Linked DNA regions of Mus musculus: region 2 is linked to region 1. The links are chromatin loops, found by intact Hi-C in ENCODE. Cell type or tissue: gastrocnemius. All regions are shown on one strand. Each heading gives the region's core, and the rest is flanking DNA. Links, peaks and the distances in the headings are about the cores only. Region 1 overlaps Ap3m2 (adaptor-related protein complex 3, mu 2 subunit). Region 2 overlaps Gm30306 (a long non-coding RNA gene).

Region 1 (4,394 bases), core at 212-4,211:
TGAAAGATAAGATGAGTTTCACAAGAACTCAGAGATGCCAGGGGTTGGGGAGCCTGGGCTTCCTCAATACCGCCCCTCCCCCACCTCCCAGGCCTCTCAAGCCCCACCCCGCTCACACCTGTGATGGTGTTGACCACTGTCCGGAGAATAGTGGGAGGCTTTATCAGTTCTTTGAGGATGTTTGACTCCGTAGCCAAGGGGAACCCGTTGTCCAGCATCTCTTCCAACACCTCGTACACCACCACCACATTGTCTTTGATCACTGGCTCGGAACAGACCCCAAAATAGTCCTGATGAAGACATAAGAATTGTATTTATCGCCGGGGCCTAGCAAACACAGAAGTGGATGCTCACAGTCAGCTATTGGATGGAACACAGGGCCCCCAATGGAGGAGCTAGAGAAAGCACCCAAGGAGCTAAAGGGAACTGCAACCCTATAGGTGGAACAACAATATGAACTAACCAGTACCCCGGAACTCTTGTCTCTAGCTGCATATGTATCAAAAGATGACCTAGTCAGCCATCACTGGAAAGAGAGGCCCTTTGGACTTGCAAACTTTATATGCCCCTTACAGGGGAATGCCAGGGCCAAAAAGGGGGAGTGGGTGGGTAGGGGATTGGGGGGGTGGGTAAGGGGGACTTTTGGGATAGCATTGGAGATGTAAACGAGGAAAATACCTAATTAAAAAAAGAGAGAAAAAAAAGAATTGTATTTATCACCCAGGCTGCAGGAAGAGATGAAGCAATACTCTTGACAGGAGGGACTTGCCTGACAGTGGTGTTTACCAGCAGGTCCAGGACATTTACTCAGGGGGAACAGGGTAGGGCCTCCCTTCTCCTGGGCGGCCTGGCTTAGGTTAACAACCAGGACGGGCATCTGATACCTGTGCTGTCAGTAGCCAGAGGAAGTCAAGCTCTTTGGATTGATTTCCTCGACTTGATAAAAAAAAATGTAACAAGGCTTACTTTAGTCTAGATATGTTCCTATATGAAAACGTATGAGCTGTGCAAAGTTGTACTAACTGATGTGATGTAGAATTGTACAGAAAACCTTTTAACTTTCCTCGTGTACTTTTCTTTGAAATTCACTCAGGAAAGGATGAAGTGGAGAGAGATAGTAGCCCAGCAGAGGTCCCTTTAGAGCATCCCCAAGGTTGGGAATCCCAAAAGTCTATCATTTACTTAAAGGGCTAATCACACACCGAACGTATCCAGGGCGTGGGGAAGTACGGAAGACCTAGGTCACACTCTTCTCATTCTCTCTCCCTTCCCAGTGCTCTGGATCAAACCTGGAGTCTCTTAGGTTGTAATCGTAAGTGTCACTTGTTAACTGTTTTTGGGCCCTGATTTAATGGCATAACGGGGCAACACTATGTGGGTATGTAAGCATGTTGTGTAAACTAAACATGGTTAAGATGACAACAGGAGCTGGGCGTGGTGGCCACACCTTTAATCCCAGCACTCGGGAGGCAGAGGCAGGCGGATTTCTGAGTTCGAGGCCAGCCTAGTCTACAGAGTGGGTTCCAGGACAGCCAGGGCTATACAGAGGAACCCTGTCTCGAAAACAAAACAAAACAAACAAACGAAAAAAAGACGACAACAGCAGTGACCAGTGTATGCTTCTAAAGTGTCAGGCCTGGCTCTTACAGGGCCTCCAAGAGGGCGACACGAATCACTGAATGGGGGAAGCACAAGCCAAAAAATCCTTCTTTCCTCGGGGACGGTGCTGACTGCTGAACTGAAGCCGGCCTCCTAGCTCTTCTATCTAAAGACGTAGGACAAGCTTGTACTTCATTCTTTCTTCTCCAGGTCACACTGAGGGCCCTTCACTGCTCAGGCAATGGATGGGCCTCGGAGAATGTCATTACCTGGCCCTTAAACTGATGCTATGAGATGTAGCCTAAACTACATCAGTGATAGGCACCAGTGAGAATCCAAGGTAAACTCAAAATAAACTTTAGGAATATATTCCAGAGAGAGAGAGCGCATAACTGAAGGAAAATACCATGTTCCTTTCTCAACAGTGATCTTCTATGAAAAATAAGTACTCATCCCAGGAGGATCTATAAACCAAACGTAATGTATAAGAAGCCCTTCAATGCAAGGTGCTACACAAAAGCAGTTGGCAATTCTGCCACCGGGACTCTGTTGCCTTTAAGAACTAAGAACAGATATTGCAAGAGGAGAAACGCTAAGCGAGGTGCTAAGCTCCACGCCGGCCCACGTTCCCCTGCAGCTTCAAAACTGAACCTGGTTCTACTTCCCCAGACCCCTCTATGGTTTTAAATTTTTGTTGTTGTTAATTTTTCTTCGTGTACAGGTATTTGTATGTCTGCCTTGTCTGTCTGTCAGCACATGTTCAACGAGTGTCCACAGAGGCCAGAAGAGGGCAGCAGATCACCTGGAACAGAAGCTATAAATAGATGTGAGCCACTATGTCGGGGGCTGGAAATTGAGCCTGGGTTCTGAAGAGCAGCTAGTGTTTTTTAACTGATGAGCCCCATCTCTGTGGTTTTAAACAGACAACACACACACACACACACACACACACACACACACACACACACTTCCTGGCTTTCAGTAAGTTACACAGTAATTGGTATGGCAATAGATTGTTAAGTGGTGTATGGGGTAACGTACTTAGAAATCACAGCAGGACCCATGGAAAGTAGCTTAACAACTTAACTACTGGATTCTTCTGTCTGCTCCGTATTCTGGGCTTGAAATAGTCGGCTTTTCATGGTGCATAGTTGCTGGCATGCAGCACGACGACTGGAATTCCAGAAGAATATTTTGAGATAAAATACGCTTTGATTCTCTTACCGTGAAAATTGTCCTGCTCCTGTGATGCGGGCGTGAGCACCGTGGACAGAACAAACTTGCTCCCACTGGGTCATTACAGGCTCCTCCCCTTTCCTAACCCCACAGTCCACACACACACACACACACACACACACACACACACACGGCTAACTCCAGACCTCACATGACAGACAAGTTAAACCAAAGAGCCCTTCTCCTAATCTTTCATCCATGTAATGCAAACAGCCACAGCCAGTAAAGCTGACAAGGACTGTGTGGACCTGTGCTTACACCGTGCTCCCATGTTGGGATCACTCTCCTCCCTCTCCCCGGCTCCCACAGAGCAGTGCTCTCAACCTTCCTTTAATATAATTCCCTTATGCTGGGGTGACCCGCCCCAACATAAAATTATTTTCATTGCTACTGCATAACTGTAATATTTCTACTGTTATAAATGACAATGTGAATATCTGATATGCAATCCCTGTGAAAGGGTAGTTTAACTCCTAATGGTGTCTCGACCCACAGGTTGAGAACCACCACCTTAGAGCGACAAATCAAGATGTAAACTACAACAAACCTCACATTCTCCCAAGAACAGAAAACCATGACAGCAACTCACATCAGCATACATGCTTCGTGTACGCAACTCATTCAGAATGAAAGCTGAACCCAGAGAGCCCTGCCAGGAGCAGTCCAAAGAAGTGCCTCTTAGCTTCTCCTCTTTGTTCTTTTAGAAAACTTGACACTTGTCATCTTTGGGACACAAGTCAAAGCAATGAGGCTAACAATGGCTAGCATAAATTTAACAGTACTAAAAAAAACCTCACAAAGTGGTGGTGGCCCACATCTTTAATCCCAGCACTTCAGAGGTAGAGGCAAGAAGATCTCTGTGAAATTGAGGCCATCCTGGTCTACAGAGTGAGTTCCAGGATAGCCAGGGCTACACAGAGAAACCCTGTCTAGAAAAAAAAAAGGTCTGTGTGTGTGTTTGTGTGTCTGTCTGTCTATCTATCATGAATAAATGAACTCTAATTGTGAGCAAAGCTAAGAAAGAACATGCATTCATGTGTAACGGGTGGCTCTCTCACGCAAGAGACCTCAGAGCATCCAAATGGTTTTTTTGAATGCAGCCAACTAAGAAAATAGGAAGAAACTTAGACAGGATATGAGCTATGCTCAGTTTTGATTCTTAAAAAAATACTCTAAACCCAAGCTAAAAACAATGGAGACAGTACTATAAAAATATGTTTGCAAGATGGCATGGCAGCTTATGCCTATAATCCCAGCACCTAGAAGGCTGAGGCAGGAGGATGGCTGCAAATATGCTGGGCTACGCAGCTCAGGCTAGCCTGGGCTACACAATGCCAGCCCACCAAAGGTTTGGTTCTTTTATGGCTTATATACATTTCTATACACTCTCACATTTACAAACCTGAAATGTATCCACTACTCGGTGAAGGAATTCAATGACAAACAGAGGCGGGACCTCTGTCTGGATTACAGCCACAAAGAAGATCTTGTGCCGGTAAACACTCAGGAGGTAGTGGTGAGGGGTGGGGATGACCGGAGGCACATTTTCTGCCTCGGTA
Region 2 (4,394 bases), core at 226-4,225, 360 kb after region 1:
TTAGACTTAGTCTCCAAGTACTGGAATCACAGGGCTCAGGCTCATAGCAGGATGGATGTGTGAAAGACACAGGCCAGTGTGTGGCTCCCCACTTTGGCAAGTGGTAGCTGGAGCGTTGGGACCAAGTGCATTCATTTTTCTTTAAGGCTGGTACCCTGACTATAGCCTGAGGCTGGAAGACAAGTTCTGTGAGATGGATGGGATCCAGTGAACTGTGCTCTGAGTCCAGAAGGGCATGGGCACTTAATACCACACACCCTACTCTTCCTCTTCCGGTTCACACTAGTGGTCAAGGCTGGGACACATAGCTACTGGTTCCTTTACGTGCCCACACCCCCATGGGCCAGCTGCTGCCTGGGGGTGGGGGGTGGGGCGCGGGGTTCAGGTTCATGTCACTGAAAACTCTCTTGGAACTCTGGACTACAGCATCAACCGAAGCTTGCAGGGGCACCATCTTGGACATGGTGCTTTTATGGAAAGCGTGTGCCAGTAGGAGACCCTCCACTTACCATTTCCCCCCTCAACATTTGGAGTCCACAGGGTTACACCACTCGCCTGGTCCCCACAGGCTTCTGTGCCTGTGCCTGTGGCTCCAGGCTTTGCCTGGCATCAGCGGGTTGCAACAGGGCTTCCAGCTTGCTCCCTGAAATGCTGTGGAGTGGGCGTGGTGGTCTAGGGTGAAGACTCCCGCACCACCAGCAAAGGATGCTTGCATGGGTTCGGTGCCCTTCAGCCAGTCACCTTCCAGCTGCTGCGGATGGCTGGCGTTGCTATCCTCCAGATGAAGATGCTGAGGCAGAAGTGTGCGCCGCGTACTCCGGACACATGAGCTCACATTCATCCTGCTCTCTGAATGTCGTGCTCACCTCCCACTGTATTGCTGGTGAACTCCCGCTGGTATACTCCTGGAGCGTTTGTTAGATATTTGTGATGTACCCTGTGCTTCCCTTATCTTACTTCACTATCAAGATATCCTCAGGGCTGGGTGATTCTTCTCACCTTCTTTAGGACTTATTTGGTAGTGAATAAGAAACCAGAGAAGCCATGCAGTTTGCTGAGCAACCTCCTGCTCAATCCGGGCTGACTCTGGAGCTCCCAATTTTAACTATAATACACAAATAATAATACAATACAATACAATAAAAATAAACAATAAATAAAATAAAACACAATAATAAAAATATAGGAAAAAAAGGAAAATTTAGATTAAAAAAAAACCTTTAAGAATGACATGGTAGCAGACAGCTATTATCTCAGCTCTTGAGAGGCTGAGGCAGGAGAGTATGCACTTGAGACCAACCTAAATTGTGAGTACTGTTCCATCTCTGTCAGGATCGAGGTTCTTGCGCTTGCCAGATGAGAAATTCAGAAGTAACTTTTCTGTGAAGAGTAAGAATACTGTGCACAAAGTAAAGAAGAAACCAATTATGTGACTACCTTTGTGTAATAAAATGTTATCTAAAGTTAAAAAAAAAAAAGGAACAGGCCAAGCTATAGGGTAAGCTATTGTATAAAACAAAACAAATTATAAATTAAAAAAATAATAACAGTTGATGAAAAATCAGGGCTGGGACACAGCTCTGTGCTGGAGGACGTGCACGGCATTCTGCCCTGGGTTCTGTCCTCAGCACCAAAACCAAGTAAATAAAACAAGACTGAAAGAATAACAACACTGCAGGATGGAGAGGACCACCTGAGCATGTGTGTGTGTGTGTGTGTGTGTGTGTGTGTGTGTGTGTGTGTGTGTGTATGTGTGTGTACATGTGTGTGCATGTGAGAATGTGTATGTATGTTATATGTGTGTGCATGTGCGTACGTGTATTTGTGTATGCACGTGTTTGTGTGCACGAGTGGCTCTGCAGTTGGAACTGCTGACATCATCTAGGAACAACCTACCCAGCCTCAAAGGTGCTCTGAATCTCAAAGAAGGAGGACGGAAGGGAATTCTGGGTCTCAGTGCCCTGAGGCATGTCTTAAAGTGACAGAAGGACCCAGAATCAGAGGTGTAAAGTAACACAGTTGATCCTGGCAAGGCTTGTTAGGAGTGTTCAGTGAGCTAATGTCACTCACTGCCCATGGACTGTCATGCCCATCAGGAATAGCCTCTGGGTCTGTACGCACACTATGCTAACCAGTGTCACCACGTCGCACAGTAGAGCTAGAAACAGAAAGCTCCATTCTTGTCTGAGAGTTGATGCCCTGTTTTCCTCACCGGCCGCTGTGATCGACACTTGGCTTTCTGCGTCTGAGCTTGGTGGTCTTCAACTCCTCGGATAAGGGAGATTGCGCAGATCTGTTTTTCCATTCTCTGTTTATATGCATAGCATGTGCTCCAGTTCCACCCCTACTATCCAAAAGGAGGATGTCCTTTCTCATTTAAAACCTGTCCTTTCATTTATTTATTTGTGTATGGGGCAGGGGCGGTTCATGAAGGTCAGAGAACTTTCAGGAGTTGACTCTCCCTCCACTGTTTAAGTCCTGGGGATCCAAGGTAGGTCTGCAGCCTTAGCAAGAGCTTTCACCTGCTGAGGCGAGTCTCTTGGGGCTCAGGCTCCCCTTCCCATGGGTGAGTAGGATTCCCTCCTGTGCATATCCCCTGACTTTAAGGATTCTGCTGCGGATGCTGCCACACCTCAGCTATTGTGAACAGCCGGGTGTAGAAACCCAGTGTCTCTTCTGAAGATGATTTCAGGGCTTTTGAATAAGAATCCAGGTTGGCTGGATCGAGTTCTGTCTGGTTTGGGGAACTCCAGTCTCGAGTTGCCTAAGGGTTGTGCCGATTTGCTTCCCCCTAACAGTGGACAAGACTCCTGCTTAGTCACACCCATACCAAACAGTGTGAAGATGACATCGTGGTCTTAATTCACATTCCCCGGGACTGGGGATGGGACTCAGTGGTAGAATGAGTGTCTAGCATGCACAAGGCTCTGGTTTGTTATTTTGGTTTGGTTTGGGTTTTGTTTTATTTTTTGGTTTGGTTTGGTGTTTTGTTTTGTTTTGTTTTGTTTTGTTTTTTGAGACAGAGTTTCTGTGTGAAGCCCTGGCTGACCTGAAACTCATTCTGTAGACCAGGCTGGCCTTGAACTCAGAGATCTGCCTACCCTGGCCTCCAAGTGCTGACATTAAAGGTGTGCGCCGCCATCACCCAGCCAAGTCTCCTAAATTTTAACTGAGTTGTTTGTTGGCCAGCTATTTGAGTTGAGTCCCTTATACAGTCTGGATGCTATCCCTTTTTGAATATATAGCTCGAACATATTTTCCCACAGAGACGGAGCAAAGGAAAGTAGCAAGCTTTGGCATTCATTACGATGAGCAGGTTTACAAGGGAAATGTTCGTTTATACAGGAATGAGAATGAAAAGCTATCTCAGAGCTAACACTACTGACTCTGGGAACCTGCTTGCCCTCCCTCTTTTCCGAAGAGTGCATCACTTTCTCTTCTCCCTTGAGAAGCAAGCACAATATCAGCTTAGGAACCAAGTCCTGTTTGCTAAAGGCAAAACTGTCTTAACTAAAAACCTGCCACATTCCAGGTTCTGTAAAACTCGCTCAGCTTCGGGCGTTGAGGGGGAAATCTCCCTTGGGGTGGAGATTTAAAAAAAGAAAAAAAAAGGCCACCCTGAGATGGTCACAAGATAAGGCCACCCTGAGATGGTCACAAGATAAGGCCACCCTGAGATGGTCACAAGATTAAGACAACGCCTAAACCCATAGGAACCATGATGTATTTCTGGTGTTTTCTCAGCGCTGAGGAGGAAGCCGTTGTCCTCCCTTAGTATGTTTGGGACCATATTCAGTTCCAATGCTCAGTGTGTCCGTTCTCATCTCTCTATGATGCTGTTTTAATTGCTGCTGCAGTAGAGTGCAGCCTCAAGTGAGGGAATGTCTGAGGGCCCAGGCTTACTTCATCTTCTGCTGTGCTTGCCTTTGCTATTTTGGCTTCTCCTTCTTCTTTTAAAAAAAAAATGGTTTCATATAAATTTCAGGGTTTTTTTTCTAACTCACATGAGAAGGGACATTGGAATTTTGACAGGAATTACATCCCTGTGCATCATGGACAGGAGGACACCAGGCCAGAGGTCCCCGGTGATCACACTTCATAGCGTATGCACAATCGGTTTTCCCAGCTTTGTGCCTTCTATAGACTCCTTGGACAGAGCAGGGACACCCAGCCAGATGTCTTCAGCTGGCTTCCTCAGCTCGCCAAGGGTTCCTAGAACTCCTTGGGTGCAGATGATAACACACTGGAAAGAACCAGCTAGCCAGTGCCCCAGGACACACAGAATGGACAGAGGGGACAAACAGTGACTTTTAAAGCCCAGCTTGACTGAGACATAAAGTTTGTCTATCCCAACACCCTTGGGGTTGTTCTCAAATGGCCTGGATTGAATTCTG

Evidence for each region. Peaks named below come from ENCODE experiments on the same cell type or tissue, not always from the same donor. Only the 100,000 strongest peaks of a DNase experiment are listed, where the experiment ranks them.
Region 2: it touches region 1 in a loop (5-fold over the local background); 1 of 42 quality-filtered maps calls a loop at or near these places.

The regions. Positions count from the first base shown.
Region 1 is chr8:22,799,523-22,803,916 of GRCm38, forward strand. Ap3m2 (adaptor-related protein complex 3, mu 2 subunit) reads right to left here. Exons shown (of 9, transcript NM_029505.3): 2 at 4,238-4,394; 3 at 119-290. Among named protein-coding and RNA genes, the nearest start is that of Ap3m2, 3.9 kb to the right of the region's middle. In gastrocnemius, for the core only: a CTCF peak has its summit at 2,376 (motif pointing right); a DNase peak (open chromatin) is centred at 2,373; H3K4me3 peaks cover 280 bases; H3K27ac peaks cover 212 bases.
Region 2 is chr8:23,160,681-23,165,074 of GRCm38, forward strand. It overlaps Gm30306 (a long non-coding RNA gene), which reads right to left. Exons shown (of 3, transcript XR_378803.4): 3 at 4,061-4,394. Among named protein-coding and RNA genes, the nearest start is that of Gm30247, 5.5 kb to the right of the region's middle. In gastrocnemius, for the core only: no CTCF peak of the experiment used is centred there; no DNase peak of the experiment used is centred there.